7 separate regions of the Homo sapiens genome follow, and regions 1, 3, 4, 5, 6 and 7 are each linked to region 2. A link is a loop called in an ENCODE intact Hi-C map of the cell type or tissue named here. Cell type or tissue: endothelial cell of umbilical vein. All regions are shown on one strand.

What was found. A loop is a pair of places that touch in the nucleus more often than their neighbours do. Peaks named below come from ENCODE experiments on the same cell type or tissue, not always from the same donor. Only the 100,000 strongest peaks of a DNase experiment are listed, where the experiment ranks them.
Region 1: a loop joins it to region 2, with 4 times the contacts of the local background. A loop is called at or near these places in 46 of 110 quality-filtered maps.
Region 3: it touches region 2 in a loop (9-fold over the local background); 2 of 110 quality-filtered maps call a loop at or near these places.
Region 4: it touches region 2 in a loop (4-fold over the local background); 3 of 110 quality-filtered maps call a loop at or near these places.
Region 5: a loop joins it to region 2, with 5 times the contacts of the local background. A loop is called at or near these places in 4 of 110 quality-filtered maps.
Region 6: it touches region 2 in a loop (6-fold over the local background); 17 of 110 quality-filtered maps call a loop at or near these places.
Region 7: a loop joins it to region 2, with 4 times the contacts of the local background. A loop is called at or near these places in 4 of 110 quality-filtered maps.

The regions. Positions count from the first base shown.
Region 1 is chr5:67,490,332-67,494,331 of GRCh38, reverse strand. It overlaps LOC101928819 (a long non-coding RNA gene), which reads left to right and starts at 1,759. Exons shown (of 5, transcript XR_948391.3): 1 at 1,759-1,875; 2 at 3,688-3,752. In endothelial cell of umbilical vein, no CTCF peak of the experiment used is centred here; no DNase peak of the experiment used is centred here.
Region 2 is chr5:68,251,171-68,255,170 of GRCh38, reverse strand. All of the region lies in intron 2 of PIK3R1 (phosphoinositide-3-kinase regulatory subunit 1), which reads right to left. Among named protein-coding and RNA genes, the nearest start is that of PIK3R1, 37 kb to the right of the region's middle. In endothelial cell of umbilical vein, a CTCF peak has its summit at 2,304 (motif pointing right); DNase peaks (open chromatin) are centred at 2,330 and 3,580; H3K27ac peaks cover 1,084 bases.
Region 3 is chr5:67,997,280-68,001,279 of GRCh38, reverse strand. No RefSeq gene overlaps it. Among named protein-coding and RNA genes, the nearest start is that of LINC02219, 190 kb to the left of the region's middle. In endothelial cell of umbilical vein, no CTCF peak of the experiment used is centred here; a DNase peak (open chromatin) is centred at 2,169; H3K27ac peaks cover 1,355 bases.
Region 4 is chr5:67,402,777-67,406,776 of GRCh38, reverse strand. No RefSeq gene overlaps it. Among named protein-coding and RNA genes, the nearest start is that of TILRLS, 140 kb to the right of the region's middle. In endothelial cell of umbilical vein, no CTCF peak of the experiment used is centred here; DNase peaks (open chromatin) are centred at 1,966 and 2,266; H3K27ac peaks cover 3,011 bases.
Region 5 is chr5:67,300,002-67,304,001 of GRCh38, reverse strand. No RefSeq gene overlaps it. Among named protein-coding and RNA genes, the nearest start is that of TILRLS, 34 kb to the right of the region's middle. In endothelial cell of umbilical vein, no CTCF peak of the experiment used is centred here; DNase peaks (open chromatin) are centred at 411 and 2,451; H3K27ac peaks cover 3,009 bases.
Region 6 is chr5:67,154,988-67,158,987 of GRCh38, reverse strand. All of the region lies in intron 26 of MAST4 (microtubule associated serine/threonine kinase family member 4), which reads right to left. Among named protein-coding and RNA genes, the nearest start is that of CD180, 40 kb to the left of the region's middle. In endothelial cell of umbilical vein, a CTCF peak has its summit at 1,823 (motif pointing left); no DNase peak of the experiment used is centred here.
Region 7 is chr5:67,313,311-67,317,310 of GRCh38, reverse strand. No RefSeq gene overlaps it. Among named protein-coding and RNA genes, the nearest start is that of TILRLS, 47 kb to the right of the region's middle. In endothelial cell of umbilical vein, no CTCF peak of the experiment used is centred here; a DNase peak (open chromatin) is centred at 1,790; H3K27ac peaks cover 1,163 bases.

The DNA of each region.
Region 1 (4,000 bases), 760 kb after region 2:
CATCTCAAATCACACGCAGGAGCTGCAGATCATGGCGTCGAGTTCCACTCCCAGGTTGCCCCGTCAGCTAGTCAGGTTCGAGGGCAAGCTGCCTGACCCAGGTGTAAATAATGCAGAGCTGGCATGCCACCTCTGACAGTGGGACCAGCAAAGCAGCTGGAGAGAACTGATGCCACCAGAGGCAAAGCTTGTGCCAGAACTGGTGAAAACTGTTTCCCCTTTTTCTACTATAGGGAAAGTTTAAGATTTGTTGTAGGAAATGAGACAATTAAGTAAAAATCCCCCGGAAGATCAAAGGAAAGTGTAGGAACACATATGTCCAGGCACTGCCTTGGCCACGAGTGGTTGGTATAGATGGACATAGCTGCTGCCCTGCTGTGGTAGAAAACCTGTGTCCCAGTGATGGCTCTTCCTCCTCCTGCCTTTCTGGGATCACCAATCAGAGAAGACTGTTCATGGCAATATGACAGTGCCACCAGCTGGTGCTGCCTGCAAGGACTCTTTTGCTGTGCTGACTACAGAATCCTGTGTGCCTATGGTAAGCCTAGGATCTGTGAGGTTAGGGAGCTGCTGTCCTCAACAAATGGTTCTCTTTGGGGATTAACTGGGTTGGCAAAGAGTGAGCAAGCTCAAGAAAACTTCTGTGGTATGGTAAAACGTGGCTTTCTTGGCAAGGCTACGCTGTATATGTGTCAACTACAGAAGTGCTACTCCAGTCAATCCAACAAATACTTCCAGCAGCAATTCCCAAATGGTTTATTAAGAGTACGTATTTTTCATTTCAAGGGAGAACCTTATCTTAGAATGCCATGAGGTATACCAGTAATCATATGAAGTTTCCTATATTACATATGCTATTTATTATGACTATAACCGTGTAACATTTAATAACTTCTCCCCAGATAAGAAATTAATTTAATCTACTGCTTTTCTATTTAACGTCTTTGCAGTTTCAATGGGAGAAAGAAAAACAAAAGTGGAAGATGAATTATTTTTAACAGAATTAATATAGCTAAGAAAATACGCCATTCTAAACCAGTAATAATAGGCCCCTGCCTGGTTCCAACAGTAGATACTGTTTCTAACATTATAGCATTTTGCTGATGAACATGCCCCACTGAAATCCTAACCATTAATTTTCTAAACTGTACTTTTTAAAAACTTGACAAGGCTTGTTTGGTCACTGAATTATATATCCTCTTCTAAATTTCCTTCTTGGGAAAGTTTTCTTTTTCACCCTTAAAGGGATATTATCCCTGCTTTGGACAACTTTCTCTTAATAGTCAGATGTTTTCAATGTACTTCATATTCCCCACCATTCCCACTAATTAAATTTTTCATCTGCACAATGGATGGTAAAGGCCAATTTCACAATAAGAGGGTGTTGCCATCACCACATTACTAGAGAAGGAAAGGGAAGATGATGTCAAAGCAGATCTGACCTGGGCTTTGCATTTTGGTCTGGGGCTTCTGCTCCCCCCAGTTTTCTTAAAAAGGGCCAGATGAGATACAAACCCAAGGGCTGCAGACCCATACTGCTGACACTTGACTGTGTATGCTTACCGGGCGGAGAGGACCTCACCATGTGGGGCTTGCTGCATCCAATTCTTTATCAGTCTATACGAAATCCATCACATATAGAATCGATCCTCTAGGATCAGGAAGGGAAATAATTTTTTTTTTTTAATATATGACCATATAGCCAACATTTACTAGAATATATGTCATTTATATTTTCATATCTAGGATACCCACAATATCCCAAAACACTTTCCAAGTATGGAAATCTCAAGAGATTTTAACTACCATTATGAAGAGCACAACTTTGGAAGGGAAAGGCCTGCCTCCTGTTGTAAAGTAGGAGAAGGAAACAAGGTAAAAAGTGATAAAAGGCATTAGAGGCCTAAAATGTATCTATTACTACTACTGATATGATTAATATTTAATACTCATCTTTAATATTGAGCTTCAGATTTCTTATGTATTTCTTATTATGGGAAATTCTTATGCCATAAAGAAAACAGTCACTTAACTCTCTTTGCTTCTATCTAGTCTATTAATTGCTTTTGCTGAAAATCTAGGTTTAAACTTTCATGATCCCTCAGTCATGAAATCTTCCCAGGGTTTCTAACCTGGAGACCACATGGATGGAAAAATAATTACATACTATTTTTATTTACATGTAGCAAAAATTTAGTATTCCTTCAACTGTGAATAAAGGCAAAAAGAAGGAGAGAGAGAATGAAAGAAAGAACCCACAGTTGTAGTGGTACCTGTGACTTCGTCAAAAGTATAAAATATAACTATTTTTATGTCGTTACAGCAGTACATACAGATGAATTATTTATGCTTATCACTGTGTTAAAATTCAACAGTTTTTATTAAAACCCACTGGTAGATTTTTTAGTGTATTTATAATGAAGCAAATTTATTACTATACCACAGATTTTTATAAATATCTTGGTAACTGCATGTCAGAATAATCCTATGCAATTTACTTTATACATTTAAAAAAATAAAATAAATAACATTATTGTGAGAAGTCCGTAGGCACAAACTGCTGAAGGAGAATGTGGCACCAAAAAAATGCTGAGAAATTGCACATCATGCCTAGATGATTGATGGTACAGCCCAGTGATACATCAAGAAGGATTCAAAAGAACCAGAAAAAGGCATGCCAAGCTTAATTAGCAATGTTGGCCATGCATACAGGGAAATACAGGGATGTGTAACATGTATTTGCTATTCCCAATTCTAACACCTTTGGATAATGTTCACATATTTGTGAAAGAAAAATAGCTGCAGGGTGGTTCAGTTATCATAAGAAAATTCTAACTCCTTTTAGCTCCAACAACTAATGCCAAATATTCTATAGGCAAAATTCTATAGGCTAATTCCAGTTCAAGGATAGCTTTAAAACCCTACAATGTGCTTCCTCTATTTTGAGGTCAATCCAAGACAGCAATCTGAAATAAACAAGTTCTCTCCTTCCATATAAATGTTAATTAAAAAAAAAAACTCACCTAAGGCCTTATATTGAGACTGCATTGTTTTTGGATCAGCTGCTTCTAATCCTTTCACTTACATCTGTAGCTTTGTGCTGTCAGTAATCGTAGATTCATAGTCATTGCAAACATAAATCTTTCTCATAACATTCATTTCAAAATCCTGTAGTTGAGAATTCACTTACTATAAACACTCCCTCAGCAGAAGTTGGGTGTTGGCCATGTAGCCTGGAATGGGGTACTTAGCATTCCCAAGGTGTGGCTCAGGAAAATGCAAGCAATTGAAGTAATTAGTGGCACTTGTACGTTGTAAAGCATTTTGTTGTATTTCCTCACCCAGCAGAGGCCCTTTTTCACATTTAAAACAAAAAGGTTGGATATTTAAAAATGTGATATACAGAAAAATGAAAAGGAACAAGTTAGGGAGTAGTCCTATTAAAAAGCACTGTCTGGAGTTGGGAGATGGGTTGATATGGTTTGGCTGTCTCCCCACCCAAATCTCAACTTAAATTGTAGCTCCCAGAATTCCCACGTGCTGTGGGAGGGGCCCAGGGGGAGGTAATTGAATCATGGGAGCCGGTCTTTCCCGTGCTATTCTCGTGATAGTGAGTAAGTCTCACGAGATCTGATGGGTTTATCAGGGGTTTTTGCTCTTGCTTCTTCATCATTTTTCTCTTGCCAGCTGCCACGTAAGAAGTTCCTTTCACCTCCCCCATGATTCTGAGATCTCCCCAGCCATGTGGAACTGTAAGTCCAATTAAACCTCTTTTTCTTACCAGTCTCAGGTATGTCTTTATCAGCAGTATGAAAACAAACTAATACATGGGTCTACAAGAAACTTGATTGCTAAAGAGAAATTACCTGTGAAACTTTATAGCAGTACCTCCCCATCCTATTTGTCCTTCACTATTATACTTCCCTACTTTTCTCTTTAACTCTTGCCCCTCTAATTTTCCAAATCCTCTCTCTCCTTCCTTTTCTCTTCTCCATTTTTC
Region 2 (4,000 bases):
TCATTTTAGAAAATCAGATGCTGCTAAATTTCATCACCTACTTAGAAATCTCAGAAGCTCTAATAAAGCCCTGGAGCAACCCAAAGACAAATGTTCCAGGCCATTCCAGATTCATTTCCCTTGAAGGATCTCTCACCAGTAAGTGCAGCCTCTGAGCAGCAGCTCGTCCATTTGCAGAAAAAAAATTGTGGCCTGACTTGTGTCAACTAGGGACAAAGGCAGGAGAAGAATTTGGAGGTTACTCAGTGGAAAATTTAGGAATAAGAATCTGGAACCTTAAGAAACCTTGATTTAATTTAAGATACTGCTTTGTTTGCATCATAAAAAAAAAAAAGAAAAAAAGAAAAAGACTGTACTGATGCAATCTACTCCCCTGTATTATATAAAATTTTAAGACCTAAAAGAAACACGATTATGGGTATGAACCATAACTAAGCATTTCCAAGAGTGTCTTCCCTTAAATCACATTAAAATTGTAAAAGTAAGTTACAACTGGTGACAGGCCACTTATTAGTCCATTCAGGCCAGCTCCAAGATAACAATGACTTTAATATCAAACCAATATTCCATAACCCTCTCTTTAGAATTCTTGACATGAGGTCACTGTTTATTGAAGGCTTCACTAAAATAAAGTCTTTGTAAAGATACCCTTGGGGTTAGAGGCCTAAGATGAAAATACCTTAATATGATTTCTCCTTTATAGAGAGATTCCAATGTCCCAGCCATGGATCATTCATTCCTTTGGGGGTTTTATTTTTTATTTGTTGGAAGAGTAGATGATCCCTCTGGTCCTTTTCAAATCTAAAATCCCATGATTCGAAACTCTTTTCAGTAAACTTCCAATTTTCCATACTAATTGATGAAGAGAGAGAACAAGAGAAGGGGCTTGACCATACAAAACAATGAAACATCTCAACAGTTTATATGTAAGTTAAGGATGCAGAATCATTCTTTTCTTGGGAATAAGTCTCTCCTGGTTTATCTTTGTATTTGGCAACTGCCAGAGAACAGGGAGTTCACAGAGCAATCCTGAGAAGTTTGCTCCAACACTGACTGGTCAACTGATTTATACAACATTCGAGTGTGCAGACTCACATTTACTTGCTGCATTTATGACCAAAGGGCAAACATTTAAAAATCACTCAAGATTCTGGAAAGGTTATAAAATACAAAAAAAAAAAAAAAAAGGGGGTCCACGGGAAAATAAAAAACATGACATTTATTAGCTCTTTTCTTGGAGTGGATATACATGGGTTTATAGTTCATTGTTTTCAGTCATCCTATGACTAAATAAGCTTTCCACCTGCTTAGTCAAGTGCTGAGAGAATATGACTACACCAAAGGATGTATGAAGCATGCATTTAATTTATCATAAAGAACTGTAATAAGGCAAATGTGCGCAGCTGGAACTAACTTGTACCAGATTTCGCCAATCCCCAAGCTCATAGTAGATACTTGCTAACACCTCCAGAAGTTCCGGCTGTTTTTAATTAATAGCTCATGTTGGGGGCATCTTGCCTGACTTACTAGAATGTCATTTTATTTAAAATAGGGTTCTGAACCTTAAAAAAAAATAGATCCCTTTATTTTTAAGTCAAGTAAATGATCCAAATAGAAATTTAAGTTTGGCTCTTTTAAAGGCAGCAATATTTCACATTGAATGTGCTCCCGAGGCCAGAGGAAATGTTCTTTCCTTTCCTAAAATTTCTAGCCAAGTACTCACAAACCCAGTTTCTTCCCAAGAATATTTGTTTTTTTATTTCTCAGAGCCTAGTTTTAAAAGGCTGGAACCTTTCACAAGTCAGAATAATTCCATTTGCTAGCTGGCTCTTTCTCCAAGTCCAGCTTGAATCCTATGGGACACATAAATCCTTGTCTGAAATGTAGGATAAGTGTCATGAAACATGCTAGGAAATTGGTAAACCACAGCTCAAAGCATAAATACAAAGATATAAGCGAAATCTACTCTAAAGTAAAACTATGACAAGCAGAAATACCACAATGCATTAATTCTTTAGCTAAGGTAACAAAAATATTCAAGGAAAAAGTATGTGTGTTATGACAAATCTGGGGAGAAAATAAAAATGCAACGTAGATAAAAATTAGTATTGCTAGGAGAAGAGACAAGGTAAATAAATGCACACTTGCCCTGAATTACCTAAGCCAGACATAAAGTCAATTTTTCCTGTCAAGTACTGTGTCAGGTGCCATCTGGGAAAAAAAACTGGGAGCATCTGAGAAAGGTGGAATCTGAGGGAGAAAAGGCAGAAAAGGGCATATTTTACAGCTACCATGCCGTATAGCCAATTGCCACTGGATGGCAGCGGGGTTTTACTTAGCAAAGTTGCTAAGAGCATTAGGATTGGTCATTCAATATCTGCCCTACATGTTCGGCCCCAGTAACTCAAGGTTTCAGGGAAATACAAAGTAGCTCCTTCCCACCCCCAAAATTGGGGATCTGTCCTAGAAATTGCAAATCTTTGTTCTGATTATCAGTAAATCCCTTGAAAATTACTAATTTACTATCAGAGTAAATTAAATTGGGAACTAAAATTAGAACTTCTAATAACTTCTACAATTTTGAAATTCAGAAAGCAAGCACACATGTAATCACATTTGCACGCACACATCCCTACAGTTTACTATTGCAATATTATCATCTTGAGCCCAGTACAACAAATTGGAACCACATTTTATTCTACTTTTTCTTGTTAACTTGATGGCTTCACCACACTTTTAAATGCTACACACTCCCTTCCCTCTCCCTTGGCATCTGATCCCCCCACTTTTTTTTTTTTGTAAATTCAGTAATCTCACCAGCAACAAGCTTTGCTTTCAAATAAGCATATCTGCCAACTTAAACAGCATCTCCTAAGGCAGCGGAGTAATGAAAGACACATGTAGGTACTTGCCTGTCATCAGATGCAAGCTCACGTCTGCCTGAAATTGGGCCTGTAATTCTGCTGATCCTCGGGTTCAGGACAGCATGGCCGAGAGTGGTCTACAATGCGGCCCTTAGTCTAAACAGCAGATGAAGGATGCAAGGGGCCAACCTTTTTCATCCCTGCTGGGCTCTTGACCAGTTGTTGCTCTTTAGTTCAAGGGGGAGATGTGAGGGATTGCTCAAACACTTGGCAGACAGAAAGGTCTTAAGACAGCAAGTAGTGAATTCTACCTCATTCCTGCTGATGAACTTGAGGCAGTGCTTTCCAAGCCCAAACTCATGATCCAACCAGAACATCTCCAAGAACAGTCACTCCTGCACACAGCCAAGGCTCCACCACCCCCAACCGGGTGAGGGCCCTACACAACTCCTGATCTGAGCCCCTCCTCAGATGAGACAGAGTTTGCTCCTTTCCCTCTCATAATGCAGTCAACTGTGTGATTTCCTTTGGGGAAATACAAACATTTTGTTTAAAAACTTGCAAAGTCTGAAGAATGGAAAAGTGTGAAAAGGCTGAAAAACTTGAAAGAAAGGAGTTGTAGTTCTGTCCATAAAAAAAGCTTCCTACTTTTTTGCAGCTGGGGCTACCATCAGAAATCAGTGGCTGATTCATCCAGGCCTACAGGAATCCCCTCTTTCCACCCCGCCCCCACCACCTACAGACTGACTTGAGCACCCTTTTATGCCCTTCCTGTAAGTGTTAGTGAACGGCTTACAAACGTTCAGTGCCCTTAGTTCTGCCAAACAAGTAAAAACTTCAAGGGTTGTGAGGGCTCACGAAGACATACTCATTATAAAAATTATTATTTTTTTAAAAAAGGAACCTAACAGGGTCCACTGAAAAACCAACTCATCAACACAGTTTATATCTTCCATCTTCTGAACTGGCAGCCTAAAAGTCATCTCAAGCACAGGGCTACCAGAGATGTGCTGCAAAGTGTTTTTTTTAAGAGGTTTCCACCAGACATTATTAAATTACTATTTTAAAATTAAATCTAGGATCCAGGAATTTTACCTTCCATAATAACAAGGGTGAGAGTAACTAATATAACCACT
Region 3 (4,000 bases), 250 kb after region 2:
AGTGAGCCAAGATGGTACCAATGCACTCTGGTCTGGGCCACAGAGCAAGACTGTTTCAAGAAAAAAAAAAAATAATAAGTGATTCCTAAGGCACATTTGACAGGCCATCTTTCAAAGGAAGAATTTTCAACCTTAGCATGAGCTGACATTGCCCCTCTAGCACACTCACACAAAAGGAAAAGGTGACATTCCCTTTGACTTCCTGGTTCTAGTCTACTAGTATCATGCAAGGAGGAGGCTGCACTACTGCAGTCACATGGGATGGGAATTTAGAACTATAAACTGCAGGAAGGATGTGGATGATGGCAATTTGACCATGAATTCCAGCTAGCCCTAGTTAAATAAGCAGGCACTAACTATCCCAGGAGATTGTCTTGAGGGCTTTATAGACTTACAGCTGTTGGAATATTAAAGAAATTCTCCAAAGACACAAAATAGATTTGGGGAGCAAATTATGACCCTTGGGATCTGTCTTCCTCACTCTTAGGCCCTAGGGGCTGCATTTTAGTGTACTGAGCTTACTCAATCACTTTTTAATGCCTTGGGAAAATATGTCACACATAAAATTAAATTTGTGTTTGTTTCAATGTCAATATCACATGTGTGTATGAATTTAATGACATAGAAACAAGAAAGGAAGCTCAAGACATATCAGATATATTGTGAGCCAGTGGTTAGTGTTGTTCCTGTTCAACTCTTGAGGATGTTTGGCAATGTTTGGAGACATTTTTAGTTGTGACAGATGGGAAAAGAGTGTTTCTGGCATCTAATAGAAAGAGGCCGAGGGCACTTTGCTGAACATCCTATGATACATAGGACAGGCCCTCTCAACACAGAATTATTAGGTCCAAAATATCAATAGTATTGAGGTTGAGAAATCCTGGGTTAGGCCTTGGCTAGTGAAATAAGGAATGATAAGACCTCCATTCTTTCTTATTATCTTGTTACATATTTTCATTTTCACCATGCTCCCCAAGACAGCTATTAAATACAAAGAAAAATTTAAATGAGGTCTTTGTCCTCATAGATCTTGTAGAGTTCATTTAATAAGACCATGTAGATACCTATAAAGTGTTAAATAACAATACAATAGAACAATGAACAAAAATAAAGCAGAGTATTAATTGCCAAATATTGGTATGGGCAATTTTGCCATGAGTTAAGAGATGGAAGAGGACATACTCGAAATAGGAATTTGCGGCTGGACGCGGTGGCTCATGCTTGTAATCCCGGCACTTTGGGAGGCCAAGGCCGGTGGATCACCTGAGGTTAGGAGTTCGAGACCAGCCTGGCCAACATGGTGAAACCCCATCTCTACTAAAAATACAAAAAATTAGCTGGGCGTGGTGGCAGGCACCTGTAATCCTAGCTACTCAGGAGGCTGACGCAGAAGAATGGCTTGAACCCAGGAGGCATAGGTTTCAGTGAGCTGAGATCATGCTACTGCACTCCAACCTGGGCAACAAGAGTGAAACTCCATCTCAAAAAGAAAAAAAAAAAAGAAAAGAAATAGGAATTTGCATTAAGATAACAGACTCTGTGGGAACAGGGCTCTGGTGTCTTCTGCATATTGCTGTGTTCCTATCACTTAGTACAGTGCCTGGCATGTAACAGCTACTCACTATACTCAAAAAATACTTATTGCATGAATCCAGGAATAGATTTAGAGAGAGAGGCCAAATATTTTCTGGAAGATTGGGAGGAATGGAAAAAGTCAATGCAAGGAGAAAAGAATGGGATTGATATATTTCCAAATTCCATGTATCTTGGGGACCGTATTGAAATAGGAAAGTAGGTGTGGGTGTAGTAAAAGGAAGTTGGTGCTAGTTTAGGAAATTCGGGTTTGCTGCATAGATACTGGGAACACAAATTGGAATTATGTTTGTTCCAGAATAATTGCAATCCGTTTAATGCTTGCTTGTTTGAATCTGAGGGGGTGTGTCTTTAATTGCTCTTCACTGAGGACAGATGCCAAGTGCGTGTGTGAGTGTAAATCTCTGTGTGCGTGGGGTTGTGGGTGTTGTGTTAACTTCGTCATCCTCTTTATCTAAATGTCTTCCTGATCCTCTTGCCTGAGCCTCCACCTTTTCTGTCTAGCCTGCACTGAGTTCCCTTCTCATGCATGTGGCAGTGACTCAGGGGCGGAAGAAGGACTGCCCAGCCTGTGCCTGGTCACTTCCTGCTGTGCCTCCAGCAGGGTCTGCACATGACGCTCCGATTTTCCCAGCAGACCTGAGGAAGTGCCCACATGGCGTGTCTGCCATGGGGGAATGCAGCTTTGCTGTCATTGTCACTGAGCTGCCATTTAACTGAAGGTTTACAGCAGCCCCAAAGTGTCTGCTGGCCTCCTCATGGAAAGTGGAAAAGGCAAGGGCAGGGAAGGGCTCATCTGAGTGACACTCTGTGCTGCCTGCTCTTCCTCCACTGCTTGACTTGGCATCTGTCATGGGTTATGTAAACAAATAAGAGGAACAATCCACGCAGGGCCACTGGCTTTAACATGCCTTTCCTGTGTCCCAGGGTGTGCGTAAGCAGGGAACACAGTGGGTGATGACAGGGGTTTGTTCCTGCCTAGAAGGGAGATTCTTTTCTGGCCTGGAAAGTTCTTTTTTTTTTTTCTTTTGCTTTCTTTTTTTTCTTTTTCTTTTTTTTTTTTTTGAGACAGCGTCTCACTCTGTTGCACAGGCTGGAGTACGGTGGCACGATCTCGGCTCACTGCAACCTCTGCCTCCTGGGTTCAAGCGATTCTCCTGCCTCAGCCTCCCGAGTAGCTGGGATTACAGGTATGCACCACCATGCCTGGCTAATTTTTGCATTTTTAGTAGAGACAGGGTTTCACTCTGTTGGCCAGGCGGCTGGTCTCGAACTCCTGACCTCAAGTGCTCTGCCCACCTCTGCCTCCCAAAGTGTTGCGATTACAGATGTGAGCCACCGCACCCAGCGAAAGTTCTAAGAGCTTCCTTTTAGACTTTCCCCCTTTGCCCTTTGATACCCCTGTCTTTGTGATACAGAAGGTGAGCTAAGGCTGCAGGGTGCCAAGGATCACTAGACACAAGACACCCAGGAGGCCACTAGAGACAAGCCTGGTTCTGAGTAACCTCTGTTCCAAAATGATTGGCCTGCACCCAGAGGGAGGGCACCTGGATGCCAAGAAGTAGTAATGAATTGGGGAAAAGAGTGGAAAGACATGACATTGATGGCTTGTTTTCATAAACACTAGTCTTAATTGTGATGACATACAGAAGAGTGTTATTATAATATTCAATGCATAAAGTTAGCATGACAATAACCTCACATTCTCTAGCATGACCTCATGTTCTCTTTCAGTGACTGATTATTATTTTCATTATTATGTTTTGAAGCAATTCTGCTGAAGGATGATCAGTGTGGATTTTACACATTTTACAGTAGAGGAAACAAAGCCACCAGGAAAGTTCACTACCCAACGATTTGAAATGGTCACTGCATTTCCCACGGAAAGAGTTCACATTGTCCAAGGCTTGTAGGACATTTACTAAGATGGAATCCTGTGAAATTGCCAATATTGGGTGAATTTTTTATGTATAAAAATAGCAGTTTCATAGCTCCAACATAAAATTATCAACAAAGGAAACTATCTTTTCTACCTCTTATAGTGGAAGGTGTTTGGGGTCTTTATTTTTTAATTTTAGAATAGGCATACTTGGTTCGACCTCCACTGTAGAATAAATTTATTTCCCAATTCTGGGAAGGAAACCCAGGTTCCCCAAGCTTTGAAGATTCCTGATGGTCAGTACTTGCCTTCCCCAGCCGCTCAGGCTGCAGTCCTGAGAATCCTCACCCTGGAAGCTCAGCCCTGCCTAGTCTTGGAGCAATTCCTGACCCAGGTGGACAAATATCAGTTGGCTCAGTACCTACATGTTGGGGTCTAGAATTAGTCTGGCTTCCCTGAGCCCAGAGTCCACATGCCAGGGATGAACTCTTGGCATCTCACAGCCATCACTGTGCAATCACCTGCCCT
Region 4 (4,000 bases), 850 kb after region 2:
TAAGGACAGAGGAAAATGTGATAAAATCTTATTGAACAAAGAGGCAGAACACACACAGTACAAACTTCAGCTGCATCATAATTTTACAAAGGGCCAAAACTAAAAATAATTAAAATTAAAAATTTAATGCTTTTTAAAATATTCACTATTGAAAATATTAGTACATGCTTATTGTAACAATTAAGACAAAAATAAAAAATAATTCTTACTTTCATCTCCAACTATATTTCTGTCACCATCAAGATACATTATTTTAACAGTTTAATGTACATCCTTCCCCTGAGACACATTTAAATTAAAAGTATACTTTTAATTATATATTCATTCAATACTAAATGAATTAAAACTTAACACTGAATTCCTTTTTACCATTTACTCAGGCTAAGGCTGTTTTTTTTTTTTTTTTTTTAAATCCTAGCTTTCTATAAAGTATTTGAAGATGATTATTTTATTAAAAAGAAAGAAAAAAGGGATTCAAATGCAAATGATCTTTCATTACATCTCTCACTAAGTCTGACAAACTCTAGCTTATTAAGCAATTTTTTGCTTAAGTTTGAGATTTTTGTCAAAGGTCATGCATTCTTCCAGAAGAAGGAAATAAAATGCTATTTTCCCAGTGGAAAATTTGCATAAATATTTTCCTTGTTTTTTACATTGAAAATACACTTGGAGAAATTAATGATGATTTCTGTGGTGTTTTGGACATGTCTTGCGCTCAGTAAGAACTCATTACAAATATTTCCTATAAGCCCTCATGACACATTCCTGGTTTTACAGATAAGAAAACAGGATTGGAAAATTCAAACACTTACCTGAGGTACACAGTAAGTGGCAGAACCAGCACGGAGAGACAGTTTAGTCTGGGGAGGCAGTACAGTACTATGCGGTAGTCAATAGGATGGGACTTTGGGTCCAGTCAAAATAGGGTTTGGATCTCAGCACTGCTATTTAATGTTGGATATTAGCCACCTCTGCATCATTTTGAACAATATTAACTAACATGTTTAGAATCACAATTAAGGAGCAGAAATTACCCGCAAGGAATTTCCAAAACTCAAAAAGAGAATATGTTCAGACCAATGTTTTTCCGATATATAAGGAAATGTCCGCAAAATATCACATTCAGCTTTTAATTTTTGTTTTTGTGGTTTTTAGTCAGATCTTTATACTTTCAAAATTGTGTTTTGGATTAAAATATTTTCTTTTTTTTTTCTTTGTTAAAAACAAAAGGGAGGGAAATGCTTATTTTTTTTGAGAAAATGGAAAAATAACAAATTAACAAAGTTGCTACAGTCAACTCAGCAGAGTATAACTTTATATATCTATAGCCTAGTAAATGACAATTTTGGTTTCTTGGAATCACATTAGAATATGGGAAAAGAAATAGAAATCAAGAGCATGGTTAGAGCCAGAATAAAACAAAAGTCAGAAGGCAAAGTGCTAGACTGAGATGGGGTGGAAACTAAGCAGACAGATGTAGCAGAACCATATTTAGAAATGAGAGGAAAATATCATCTCTCACTTATCCCTTCAATGAGTTTATAATCTAGGACGAGATGACAAATACGTTCTCTCATGTGTAAACTCCATCTGATTGATGGTAGCTGTCTAAAGTGTTGTGCTGAAAGGGATGCTAAGGCTCTTTTTAGGCTCTGAAAGTATTACGAAGATTCTTATTGTCTAACCTGGTCTTAAAATAGGGAATAGAACACGTATGTGATGCATTTGCTATCTCTTGGCCAGGCAGACAGAGGAAGTGGGACTAACAATCACCAGCACTTGCTTTGCATCAGGTGCTTCAGACACAATTGCTTAAATCCTCATAAATACAAAGAGGTAAAAATTACCATCTACATTTTACAGATGAGGAAAATCCTTCTCTGAGAAAATAACTGGTTACTATTTGGAGAAAGAGAAAAACAAACAATGACTTTGCAATGGAGGGAAGGGAAGGCAGTGAGTGTGTAGACGACTATTCATACATATGAAAAGTGTGAGTCAGCTATTGCCATTCAGGAAGAGCCAATGTACACAGATGTCTTCCTATCCCAGTTTTCAACATTTCTTATATTTAAGTTTCACAAATATTTTGCAGTCTAAATTGTCTCATTCTTCAAGATTTGCCATTATACTAATTATAACTTCTTTATAAATGATAAATTACGTTTCCCTTTGAAAATTATTTTAGAGTTTGAAAAGGACTTTATTCAAACTCTCTGATTACTACTCTTAGACCACAAAGAGATTTTATGACAATAGAAAAGAAAACATGCTAGCCCGAGAGTACAGACCTCATTAACAGTCTCAGCTTTATCAGTAACTTACCTGTATCTTGGATTAGTCACTCTCCCCGTCTAGGCCTTAGTTTTTCCCATAGGGGATTGGACCATGCCCTCTAAGGTCTATGTGGACTCCCAAAGCCTGTGATTTCTGTTAAGTTCAAAATGCAATTCTTACTAGAAAAAGTCAGAGAGGCTATACTATGAATAATTAATAATGCTGGTTGAAAACGAATAATAATTTTTTGGTTCCTTTTTTCAAATCATGTAAGACATTTTAAGACACAGAACATCTATTAGCTGAAAGCCCCTTGCTGGGCCTGAAGAGCCAAGGAGAGTCATTCATTCACTCAGTGTGTGTGCACTGAGCACTGGTTATGAATAAGGTGCTGTGTAAATGTGAAGGAAATTTAAAGTAAAAATGGGAAGGAAATTTAGAGTAAATTTATGTACTCTAAACTAATGACTCTAAACTAATTTACTCTAAACTAATGACTAATAAATGTATTTAAGTAACTAAAACATAAATAAATAAATAAAAAGAAACATAAGAGTCATACAGATAAATTGGTATGAAAGGTAGGAGAAAGGGTATATTACCTCTTGTGGAACTATGGAAGGGGTCAAGAAGTCTCCATAGCTAGAGCCCTGTGAGGTGGGCTTCAAAAATAAGTAAGTCTTGGCCAAATAGGGAAGAGTGTGAAGAGGAAGGTGATACAGGCAGATGGTTCACCGTAAGCCAAGCAAGGAGGTGGGAGAATGCAGTACATAAATGGAGAAGAGAAAAAAAGTCCATTTTGGCTGGGTTGAGGGCAGCAATGGTAAATGACAGTGGAAACTAGTATAGTCATCAGTGCCAAGCACAGGAATTAAAGACTTTACTTTCTAAGTTCAGTCTTTTTGAGCAGGAGAGTAAAAACCTTAGCCATCTACCAGATTAATCTGGCAGTAGGATGTAAGATGAATGCAGCTGAGAAGATCCCAAGTATGGAGAGGTCAGTGAGGAATGACTTCAAAGTCTAACCAAGAACTAACAAGTAGCTGAAGCATCATTGCAGTGAGAATGGAGAAAAAGGGGCAGATCGAAAAACTAATAATAATCACAATAAGAGCTAACATCTATTGGTGTTTACTATGTACCCTGCACTGTTCTGAGCCTAAGTCATTAGCTTATTTAATCTTCACGACATTCCTATAAAGTAAGTTTTATCATTTCAGTTTTACAGTTGCAAAATCTGAGAAACTGATTAAAAATCACCTGAGGTCACCCATTTAGTGGCTCATCTCTGGGTCTAGAGTCTTATTGCTTAATCATTCTATAATACTGCTCTCCTGCAGAAATAAGATTGACATAACTTGGCCACTGGTTAATAATCCTCTCAGGGAGTCACTGGTTGTATATGTAATAAAAAATAATAAGTTGATAAATAAAATATGTAACAAGTAAAATAAATATGCCCAGCTTACCTACAGCATTTGCTCAACTCTTTAGAAATGCGTTACCAAATGAACAAGTCCACCAATCAAATAGCCATTCCTCTCAGCCCCACCTGCCATTGATTGTGCTGTTGCTCCCCAGGTGAAATATGTGAGAAATTCTTTTTTTAATTTAATAAGGGAAAAGAGTTTCTACCTCATCCCCATCGTGTGATGGCTAATTTTATCCTTTGTGTGGCTTTATGCCAGGTAAGCCGAGGACACGGACTCAGTAGCAAACCCCT
Region 5 (4,000 bases), 950 kb after region 2:
ATACTGAAGTTCTTCTATACTGTCCCAGCCAATGCCCTCTCCCTCTGAACCTCTGGAGCTCCCCCAAATCCCTGATCTAAAGGGTTAACTATGGCAATTCAGAGGTCCTGCAGGACCCTATAAGCCCTGTGGTCAGTGTCTGTGTAGAGTGACTGGTCCCACTGACACAGCATTGGTTAACATTTCAACGATCACCCTGAATATAATCAAAAGCAAAAACGGATCAGACCTTGCCCAATTTTTTGCTCATAACCTGTATTAATCAGGGAAATGAAGCTGCTGTGAAAAACAACCCCCAGATCGCAGTTACCTCATGTAAGTTTATTTCTCAGAGTCCTCATACAGGCTGGCCCTATACCAACCAGGACCCCGGCTTTGACATGGATGACCTCACTTCCATGACATTCCATTGGCCAGAACCCAATCACATGGCTCCAATCTGACTGCAAAGGAAGCTGAGTAATGTATCTTCCTGTGTGCCACACAGTCTGACTTACAGCCTAGAAGGGCACATGGCTATGAATCAAATAATCACATTAATAAATGTAAAGGTGTACCTGGGACAAGCTTCTCTCTCACCGTTTTGCCCAGGGCTCACCTCTGTATGTTCCAGAGTGGTGTTTCTCAAAGATTAGGTGCATCCAAAACCTGCAGGGCTGACTCAAACCTGGACAGCAGGGCCCCACGCAACATTCCTGATTCAGTAGGTCTGGGGTAAGGCCTGAGCATTTGGTTTCTAAGAAGCTCCCAAGTGATGCTGATACCAGGACCATACTTCACCCTACTTTGATTCCCAAGCCAGTTTTCCTAGGTCATCAAAGAGGGCCTGAGTCAGGAAAATCTTTTTTTCTCCTGTTGACATTTCCAAAACCCTTCTCTCCTTGAGTGTCTTGGGTTTTAACTGTTTCCCCTCTGGGATTTTGGCATTTAGGTGGTATTGCTGTCTTTCTGACTGAGGTGAGGAGGGCCCTGAGGCTCGTGAAGTCTAGTTATATCTTGCCAGTGATGCCTTCCCTACCCCTTCTCCCTCTCTGTCCAGTGTCCTTGCCCAAAATCAGATCTCTCCAAAGCCATTCAGGACTGGCCAATACCACACTACATGGAAGTTGTCTTCAAGTACCATCCTTTCTTTTTTGTGCTCTTTTTATTTTCCCTCTTATATAAAAACTCTGTTAGCTGCAACTCTCACTTCCTTTTAGAATATTAACTCTGGCTAAAAGGAAACACAAACTAACAATTTTATTATAACCAGGAGCCAGAAAATAAACATTTATTTAAAATGTTTACTTTTCAGTTTCTCCCAGAACACTGACTCCTGGATGTCATTGAACCACTGCTTGTTGTATGTTTCATGTCCAGATATCTTTTCTTATATATGTTACATAGGCAGTGGATAACGTGGTCAGGTAGATTGGAGTTCAAACCCTATCTCTACTTCTGCCCACTATATAACCCTGAGCCTCAATTTTCTCACCTGTGAAATGGGGATAAAAATGCCAACATCATAAAACTCTTGTGGTGATGAAGTAAGGTATCATTTGGAAGCCCCAGGGATAGAAAGCCTAGGCCATATTCTTCAGGTACTTCATACACAGAGATTATTAGTCATTCAAGATGGGGTATCAGTGCCAAGTGCTGGCAGCATTAAACTGCAAACAGCACCTAGGTTTTTATACCACATCCCAATTCTAGCTGTGTGATCCTAGGCAAATTACTTACCCTCTCTGTAACTATAGGCTTTTTGGCACCTGTAAAAAAGGAAATTTAGTTGCCATCTTGTTTCTCCTGTGGGCATTCTGCAACTAAATAGGAAAGAAGATTAAATTCTTTCAGCTCCTTAAAAAGGAGTGTTCTATCAATTCAAACCTATGATTATATAATCTGGCAATATCAGCAAGTAAGCTAAATAGACTATGTGATGTAAACTTGTTTTTCGAGGGAAAAGATTAGTCCACCAAGAAGGGATTATCTACAAATAATAACCAGCACAATTTTAAATGCGAGGTTGAGTTTTTGGTCTTTCGTTTTTTAGTTTGTTTTGTTTTGTTTTAGCTGATTTTTAACCAGAAGAGCCTGAACATGAAAGTTTTAACTTGCAATCTGGTTGCTAAATATTTAGAAATGTTATATAGCAACTTGAGGATTAAACATCGATACATCATCCAGGGGATAGCCGAGGTCATTATTTTAACCCAGGGTTGAGTTAGCATAATGTCCTTTCTCCCCCAACTAATTGCACATCAGGCACCTGAGCCAGTTAGCATGTGACCCAACAGCCCCCAGAATCTGGAACTGTCCAGAAGCAACGCTGCTGCTGAAAGGCAAGTTAGGAGAGTTGATGCCATCCATCAGGAAATTGAGTATTTCACATAATGTGCTTTTCCAGCTTAAAGAACTTTGTGAACGACATCTTTCTCACTCTGTTAATGACAGGAAATGAATCATTCCTTGCTTCAGTTGGCCAGCGAAGCTACATTTTTCTAATCTTAGGGAGTTACCCTGCAGCAGGATTTCTCTCTCCTGAGGGCGGCCCTGGAAAGGCCTCCAACACTCAGAATTTCTCAACAGACCTCGACCATATAGGGAAGGCCTGTGCAACCCAGCATGTGAGAAACTCATGACCACTGGGCTGGGAATTCTAACACGTGGTGTCTCTTCCCCTTCAAGCTCCACAGAACAGTAAATCATGAGAGGATTATTTTTGTTTTCTATTTTTATTTTTTGGCTTAAACAACAGAAATATATTGTCTCCCTGTTCTAGAGGCTAGGATCCTGAGATCAAGGTGTCAGAAAGTTGGTTCCTTCTGAAGGCTGTGAGGAGAAATCTGTTCCATGCCTCACTCCCAGCTGCCGGTGGTTTGCTCTCAATCTTTGACATTTCTTGGCTTACACAAGCATCACCCATATCCCTGCCTTGGTTTTTACATGGCATTCTACCTGTGTTCATCAGAGGGGTTTTTTTTGTGTGTATGTTTTGTATGTTCTCTGTCCTTCTACCTCCCCAGGTGGAACAATTGAGATTTAAATATTACAGAAAGAATGAGACTTAAATATCCCAAAATCAACCCATGACATGGAGTAAAAATGAAAACTTGTCAGTGTAGAATCTAACAAACAATATCACATCACCAAGTGGGCTTGAATGAGTTTCTATCTATGCATTTTGTAAGCTATCCCATCCTTACACCCCCACCTACCCCCAAAAATGCACTCTTCCCCCTGGAAAGCTTGAGCAGATATTAAGTGTTTATGGAGAAAAATAATTGAGGGAGCAATTAAAAGAAGGGAAGAAAACATTGGTCAGTGCCTGAATATGCTGATCTCTCTTCTAAGTATTCCATGGGGTTTATCTCACTTAATTTGAACAAATCAGACCTTGGGCTGCCCAGCCCTACACATTTACGACTTTTTCCATCCCTGTGCCTTCTAATTCTCAGAATCAGCCCTCATGTAGTCTTACTGATTTTAAACAGAGACACTTGATTAGAGGCAAAAATGCAAACCCACAAAACAAGAAAGTCTGTACACCATGAAAGGAGAATTCTTCAACCACTGGCCCAGGAGTGCAGGGCTTTGGCTATCTGCAGAGGCAATTTGTTCCCAAGCCGCTGCTTAGCACATATTTTCATACCCAAAATTGTATCCTAAGTGGGTAGTGTGGAGAGGAAACAAGTAGATACAAAGGGTGGGCCTTCTAGATAAGGAGAGAGCACACAAACATGCAGAATGATCCCAAAACAAATGCAAAGAAACAGCAAAGTGACTTCAATAGCAGAACAAGGAAAAACTGTGAGCTAATGACATACAAAGAGAGGGAGAGGGAGGCAAAGAGAGGGAGGGATGGTAGGAGGGAAAGGGAAGAAAATATGAAAGAACGAAAAATAAGATCTATATGGCAGTCTATGCTATATTTAAAGTGACAGGATCATTTTTCTTCTCTCCAGAGTGTAAGCAAAATGATGGTGAACTCTGAATTTGAAATGGATTTTATTTTATTCCT
Region 6 (4,000 bases), 1.1 Mb after region 2:
ATCTCGGCTCACTGCAACCTCTACCTCCCAGGTTCAAGTGATTCTCCTGCCTCAGCCTCCCAGGTAGCTGGGATTACAGGCATGTGCAACCAGGCCTGGCTAATTTTGTATTTTTAGTAAAGATAGGGTTTCTCCATGTTGGTCAGGCTGGTCTTGAACTCCTGACCTCAGGCGATCTGCCTGCGTTGGCCTCCCAAAGTACTGGGATTACAGGCATGAGCTACCGTGCCCAGCTGATTATTTTCTGTGTTTAAATTCTTACACAGTTTGATGTTGTCCCTTATTTAGTTTGGTTATTTGTATTTCTTTAAGAAATGATTTATTCAGTCTTACATCCAGTTTAATATTGGAAGGTCTTAGTATTTTATTATTAGTTTTAGAGTTCTTTAATTTTTTTTAATTAAAAAAAATTTTTTTGAGATGGGGTCTTCCTCTATTGCCCAGGTTGGAGTGCAGTGGTGTGATCACAGCTCACCACAGCCTCGAACTCCTGGGCTCAAGCAATCCTCCTGCCTCACCCTCTGAGTAGCTGGGATTACGGGAGCACACAACCACGGCTGACTTAGAATTCTGTGTGTGTTTAAGACAATATACTTTCATACCTAATGTCATATTTGCAGGAAATATTTTAGGGAAAGGGGGCTTTAACTTCAACAAGAGAAAAAAGTTTATTTTGTTTTCTATCGCAAAATAATAAACATTCTTCATGCAAGCCCCAAAACATTAAAAATAAACCTTTATCTGATAGTAGAGATGGCATTCTAGTTGTTCTTTAATGAGAAAAATCATTTTGTAAGTATGTAAGGTCTACCACTGAAGGTTTTTTGGAGTGGGGTCTTCTCTTCACAAATTGAGGCCATGCTGAAATTTTAGTATTTCCTGTGGTGAAGGAAAGGGGCAACAAGCATGGCGAGTTCCTGTGTCACTGATGTTCCTTCAGTCCTCTTCCATATGCAGAGAGTGGACGTGCAGAACCATAATGACCGCTGGGGCTATACTACCATGTGTGCCACTAGAGCTGGAATCCAGTTCCACTCTTTTCTAATACAATTCAGGATTGACTTTTTAAAAGCATAGATTTATTTTTAAACCATTTTCATATATATTCTCTAAATTTATTTTCACAAACAAGTCGTAAGCGTTGTTTGTTTCACCCTCATGGCCTAGAAGAGTTTGTTATCCTTCCTTTACAGGTAAAGAAAACGGATTCTGAGACAACAGACAACAAGGTTCTTGTTTCCGAGGTCACTGAGAGTCCAGTGGAAAAGCCCATGCTGGCTCTCTTGCTGCTCACCCCCAAAGCTCCTCCTACCAAACCCCGCTCCCTGTGGGCAGGGAATGCCCCCCAGTCCTCTCCATCTCTCCTGAGCCTGGCACAGTGCATAGCTGGTACTTAATGAGTGGCGGTAAGGGAAACAGGCACTTGATTGACACGTGGCATGGTAAAAGTATAAGACTGTCAAGATAAAATGAAGGAGCCATAAACATATAAAATTGTATGAGACACATATAAATCCTCAACATACTTATCATCAGAAAACAGTGAAGACCAGGGCTTAAATGACAGCACATCACTAGACTCAGTACAAATGCTCCTACCCCTATAAAGACCAAGCCCAGTTCTGTTTCTTGTCTCCACAAGTGGCTGTTCCAGAGGAAAATTCATTTAACTTACAGGCATACGCCAAAGACAACTTCTCTAAGGGGAAATACAGACACAAAGGATGCAGAGTACAATAATTAGGTTGGAAGCATTAATGGTTACAAAAATGGTAAATGATTGGAAAAATGATAGGTGAGATTTGTGAAGCCTGCCACCTGGTGGATCCATCCAGCTACAGCGAGTGCTACCTGAACTGCTCAAGGTGGCTTACTAGGTCGATTTACCCACAATTAACTTCTCTTGATTAATGACTGACCTTGTATAGAAGAATTTCTGTAGCACTTGTTTAAAAAAATAACAAAAATGCAGCTGGCAGACTGTTAAATGTTCAATTAATTCACTTTTACTTTAAACTATTTTCATGACTGGTGCACAGTGTGAAGAAAATTATTTCAAGTTGCCGGAATTGAATACAATAGCAGAAGTCAGGCTGTCCAATTTCTTCTCTGGGTCTGGCTCTAAGTTAACTTATCAGTTTGGCCCTGGGTAACTCACCGAACGACTGCTTTTGCATTTCCTTCTCTGGAAAGCACAGATGGGAGATGGGCCCATTGCATCCCTGCGGCCTCAACCCCTTCACTACCCAATCTTGGCCATCTTGCACACTGTATCCTCACATTAACCCAGGCTTCAGCCTGCTGGTTCACTTGTATACCTCATAAACCTTGAGATCTCCTGTCCTCATGTTTACACACCTCATCATTTGGCCTAGACTATCCCGCACCCCTGACTATATACTGAATTGCCACTCATCCATCAAAGCCTTGCACAGATAACCCTCAATTCTTTGACGCCATTCCTGTCCACCCTGGAGAAAAGTCATCCCTCTTTTGGAACTTCTGCCGTGTTTATAGTCTGTTACTTAAGTTGAACACTTTGATTTTAGCCTGGTATGGCCACTGTTTCCCCCTGTGAACAGCAGACTTTAAGTTACTGGCAGCTGGAGAGTATGTACAGCACACATGTAGAGCAGTGTGCTGTGGTAGTGGAAAAAGTGCAGGCTCCGGAGCTACATCGCCTGGGTGCAAATCATCTTATACTCCTTTCCAGCAGATAAGCTTAGATTGCTTTGTTATCTTCTTCTGCTTTTGTTTTTTTCATCTGTGAAATGGGAACATTTATATTTATAGCACCCACCTCAGAAGGTAACTGTTTGGATTACATGCGTTTATTCCCGTAAAACCATTGACAAGAGTGTGGCAGGCATCAAGAGCGCTTGCCCCATTAACTATTATCCTTACGTGTCTTTTTTTTTTTTTTTTTCTTGAGACGGAATCTCACTCTGTCGCCCAGGCTGGAGTGCAGTGGCGCTATCTTGGCCCACTGCAACCTCCGCCTCCCGGGTTCAAGAAATTCTCTGTCTCAGCCTCCTGAGTAGCTGGGATTACAGGCGCCCACCACCACGCCCAGCTAATTTTTGTACTTTTAGTAGAGATGGGGTTTCGCCATCTTGGCCAGGCTGGTCTTGAACTCCTGACCTCGTGATCGCCCCACCTCGGCCTCCCAAAGTGCTGGGATTACGGGTATGAGCCACTGTGCCTGGCCCTTATGTGTCATTTTTGTTTGGCCCTTGCAGTATTTTGCACATCAGCTCTGTGCACATCAGCGGCTTGACAGATATGGGAGGATGGTAATCAAGCTATTTGATGGCCCCCATTTTAGTACACTGAAGCTCCCCAGTGTCCATGGAAAGGAAATTTCTGAAGCAGAGGCTGGTAAAGTTTTACGGCTTCTCCTATGCATTGGGGATTTAAACTAATGCTATACTTAAAAAGCAACTTGGTTGAAAAGAAAGTTTCTTAGATCACAGAAGTTAAGCCTGGCTAATTGGAACAGGTAATGGGACTGGGCCAAGTATCGTCTCCACCTGTAATGCTAGTGGGTGAAGAATGACCTCGGTCTACTTAAAAAGTTGTTTTTAGAAAGACTGATGCTGTCTAAAAGCTTTCCTCATGGCAGGAAAGCTTTGAGGTGAAGCTGAAGGAGGACACTGTCAGGGATTCATATAGCCAGTGGGGAGCTGAACTGGATAACCATCACATTTTATAATTCCATGGATCGAGGATGCTGAGTGACTTTGGACAAGTTTGCCTATGCATGGAAGATAGTGCTCCCATAGCAGGTTCACTTTGAAGTTGTGAAGGTAAACAAGACCAAATATGTGAATCTATGAAACATGGAAAATGCTTACTATATTCATAATCCAAAAGACAAACACTATACAGGTAGTCATGCAGTTCTAAACATACACCTACACCCCTGTCAGGACTTCTCCACCTTTCTCTAAGACTGCCATGACATTCCGTAAAGTCCTTTGCAAGTATAAAACACTGTGTA
Region 7 (4,000 bases), 940 kb after region 2:
ATATATATAACGGTGGCTCACGCCTATAATCCCAGCACTTTGGGAAGCTGAGGCAGGTGGATCACCTGAGGTCAAGAGTTCAAGACCAGCCTGGCCAACATGGTGAAACCTATCTCTACTAAAAATACAAAAATTAGCTGGGCGTTGTGGTGCATGCCTGTAATCCCAGCTACTTGGGGGGCTGAGACAGGACAATCACTTGAACCTGGGAGGCGGAGGTTGCTGGAGTTGTCCAGCCTGGGCAACAAGAGCAAAACTCTGTCTCAAAAAAAAAAAAAAAAAAAAAGCTCCCTCTGAATACATGTGAATCTAGTCTGAATAAAACCATTAAGTGGGGAAGACAGCAATAGAAATGGTTATATATGAGCTAGTCAACACACTTGCATAGATTCATTGGCAGAAAGCCTGGTCCTAAAGTAATTGGCTGTTATTTGACAACTTTTGGCCAATGTACACTGAGCATTTACTAAGCGCCAGGCACTGTACTATGTGCTGGGGAAAGGAGGAGCAAAAATTCATGCCTCTTTCCAGGAGAGAGACACACTGGAAAATTGGGCTTGTTTTGTCTGTTTGGTTATTATTAATTTTTTTTCTAAAATTCTATATTTTTAATAAGTAAATATTGAAACAAATTTATATCATTGTATATCATTCTGAGTGCATTTTGGATAGTCATAAGAACACATAAATGCCTTTTCACACAGTTATAATTAATGTGCACAAAATATTTTTCAATAAATATTATGTCATATATATCATGTAATTCCCTGAACTTATATGTTAACATTTCAGTAATTGTATGTAACAGTAATTTTATCTGTTTTTCTGTTTCGATATATCTTATGAAGGTGACAACCTCCTACCAGAGACAATGGCTCATTGGGTTATTGTTCCTTTTTTTAAATATATGTTTTTTTTTGTTTTGTGTTTTCAGATAGAATCTCACTCTGTTGCCCAGGCTGGAGTGCAGTGGTATAACCATAGCTCACTGCAGCCTTGACTTTCTGGGCTCAAGCTATCCTCCTGCCTCAGTCTTCCAAGCTAGGATTACAGTTAAGCACCACCACGCCTGGCTAATTTTTTAAATTTTTGTCGAGATGGGATCTCACTCTCTTGCCCAGGCTGGTCTTGAACTCCTGTGTTCAAGCTATCCTCCTTCCTTGGCCCCCCAAAGTGCTAGGATTATAGGCATGAGCCACTAGGCCTGGCCCCTTTTTAATGTATTAATCAGTACACCTCATTGCTATGGGCATTTTTAAATAATCATTCTTTTTCATTTTTGTAATATGTTCCTCAAAGTGTGTGTGTAACTTTTATTACACCATGGCGGATGACTGCTCAGAAGACTAGAACAACAGAGAGCCTCTAACAAAGCAATTAATGGGCATGTGTCCCTTTAGCCTATTGGGTTGGATCAGTTACAATTATTGGTAATTCAAGTTGCTTTCATTTTCATTTCCTCTATTTTCAAGGCTACGTATTTCTTCCATATAATGTTTCATTTACTACATTTCCTCTATGTAAACCATCTGTTCAAATCCTTTGAGAGTTAGAAGTGAGTTTGTATGAGAAACAAGAGGAGACAAGGAGAGGCCTAGGATATGGTTGGGCTTATGGGGTTCTGACAGCCAAGGATAGGGCCGCCTTCCGTGTGACCCATGTCCCAAGAGGAAGTAGAAGAAATCAAAGGAATTCTATGCCAGCCAGCCCCACTTCCGCACAGAAAGCCAAGACCTACACCCAACAAAGGGAAATTCCCCAACCTTTTTGCCAGTTCACAAATCACAGAATAATCTGCAGGAGCTGGCATTTTGAAGGCATTTTTAAGCATGCCTCACGGCTCCTGAATAAATCCGACCATGCCCACTTTGCAAAGGAAGGAGCTGAGTCACAGAGGGTTGGCTGACTGACTCTGCAGGGAGAGCCCCTTAGTGGGAGAGCTGGAGGCAGGAGGCAAAGTGTGTGAATTCTTGTACTGGGCTCAGGGAGATGGAGCTGCTCTGTCCCTTTATTGTGTCCATCAAGAAACAGACAACCAATTGTGACTTCCCCAAGCCCCACAAAAGAGCAATTTGCTGCTTTGCCAACAGTGAGGCCTGAATAACTGGCCCTTGTGCTGAGAGTAGGCTAAACCCAATCCTCTGCACCAAGCTGAGAGCAGCCTCAACAGGCTCCCCAGCCACATCACATGCAAACTGAATTCTCTGGCTGGTGAAAAGTCCTCCAGCATAGCTAGAGATGGCTTGGATATGAAAGGCGGAGTCATTAGGTTGTCCATTCCCTCCATGTTCCAGAAGAAGAAAATGAAAAATCATTATGCATAAAAGCCACATTTTTAAAAAAAATTAATTCTAATTTCTGAATCACATATTGGATTCATTGACTTTTCAGAGGCTTATAGGCAGTATGAACACATCTGTCAATTGAGCTGATTCCCTAGTTGCTTAGCCAGCTTTTTGCCTGACATCCTTGTAAGTTATAGGATTATATTATTAGTACCCAACAGACTGACAGACATTTGACAATGAATAGATGTTTTCTAAAGAAGCTAGACACTCTAAAAATCTGTTTTTTTAATGTTCTTTTTTTCAACTTTTATATTAGTTTTAGGGGTACATAGGCAGGTTTGTTATATAGATAAATTGTGTGCCACAGGGGATTGGTGTACACATTTGTTTCATCACCCAGGTAATAAGCATAGTACCCAATACGTAGTTTTTTGATCCTCACTCTCCTCCCATCCTCTACCTTTAAGTAGGTCCCAATGTCTATTGTTTTCTTCTTTGTGACCGTGTGTATTCAATGTTTATCTCCCACTTATAGGAAAGAACACGTGGTATTTTGTTTCTATTCCTGCATTAGTTTGCTTAGGACACTGGCCTCCAGTTCCATCCGTATTGCTGCAAAGAACAAGATCTTGTTCTTCTTTATGACTGCATAGTATTCCATGGCATATATGTACCACATGTCCTTTATCCAGTCTACCATTGATGGGCATTTAGGTTAATTTCATGTTTTGCTATTGTGAATAGTGCTGCAACAAACTTACACATGCATGTGTCTTTATAGCAGAATGATTTATATTCCTTGGGGTATATACCCAATAATGGGATTGCTGGGTCAAATGGTTGGCCTGCTTCAAGTTCTTTCAGAAATCTCCAAACTGCTTTCCATAGTGGCTGAACTAATTCGTATTCCCACTAGCAGTGTATAAGCATTCCCTTTTCTCCACAGCCTTGCCAGTATCTGTTGCATTTTAATAATAACCAATCTAACTGATGTGAGATGATATCTCATTGTGGTTTTGATTTGCATTTCTCTAATGATTAGTGATATTGAGCATTGGTTCATATGCTTCTTGGCTGCATGAATGTCTTCTTTTGAAAAGTGTTCATGTTCTTTACCCACTGTTTACTGGGGTTGTTTGGTTTTTGCTTGTAAATTTGTTTACATTCCTTATAGATTCTGGATATTAGACCTTTGTCAGATGCACAGTTTGCAAATATTTTCTCCAATTCTGTAGATTGTCTGCTTACTCTGTTGATAGTTTCTTTTGCTGTGGAGAAGTTCTTTAATTAGGTCCCATTTGTCAATTTTCGTTTTGGTTGCAATTGCTTTTGGCATCTTCATTATGAAATCTTTGCCAGGGCCTATGTCCAGAATGGTATTTTCTAGGTTTTCTTCAAGGGTTTTTATAGTTTAAGTTCACATTGAAGTCTTTAATCCATCTTGACTTGACTTTTGTATATGGCACAAGGAAGAGGTCAGGTTTTATTCTTCTGTATATGGCTAGCCAGTTATCCCAGCAACATTTATTGAATAGGGAGTCCTTTCCCCATTGCTTGTTTTTGTTGACTGTATCAAAGATCAGATAGTTGTATAGCATTATTTCTGGGCTCGCTATTCTATTTCATTGGTCTGTGTGTCTGTTTTTGTACCAGTACCATGCTGTTGCAGTTACCATAGCCTTGTAGTATAGTTTGAAGTCAGGTAACATGAT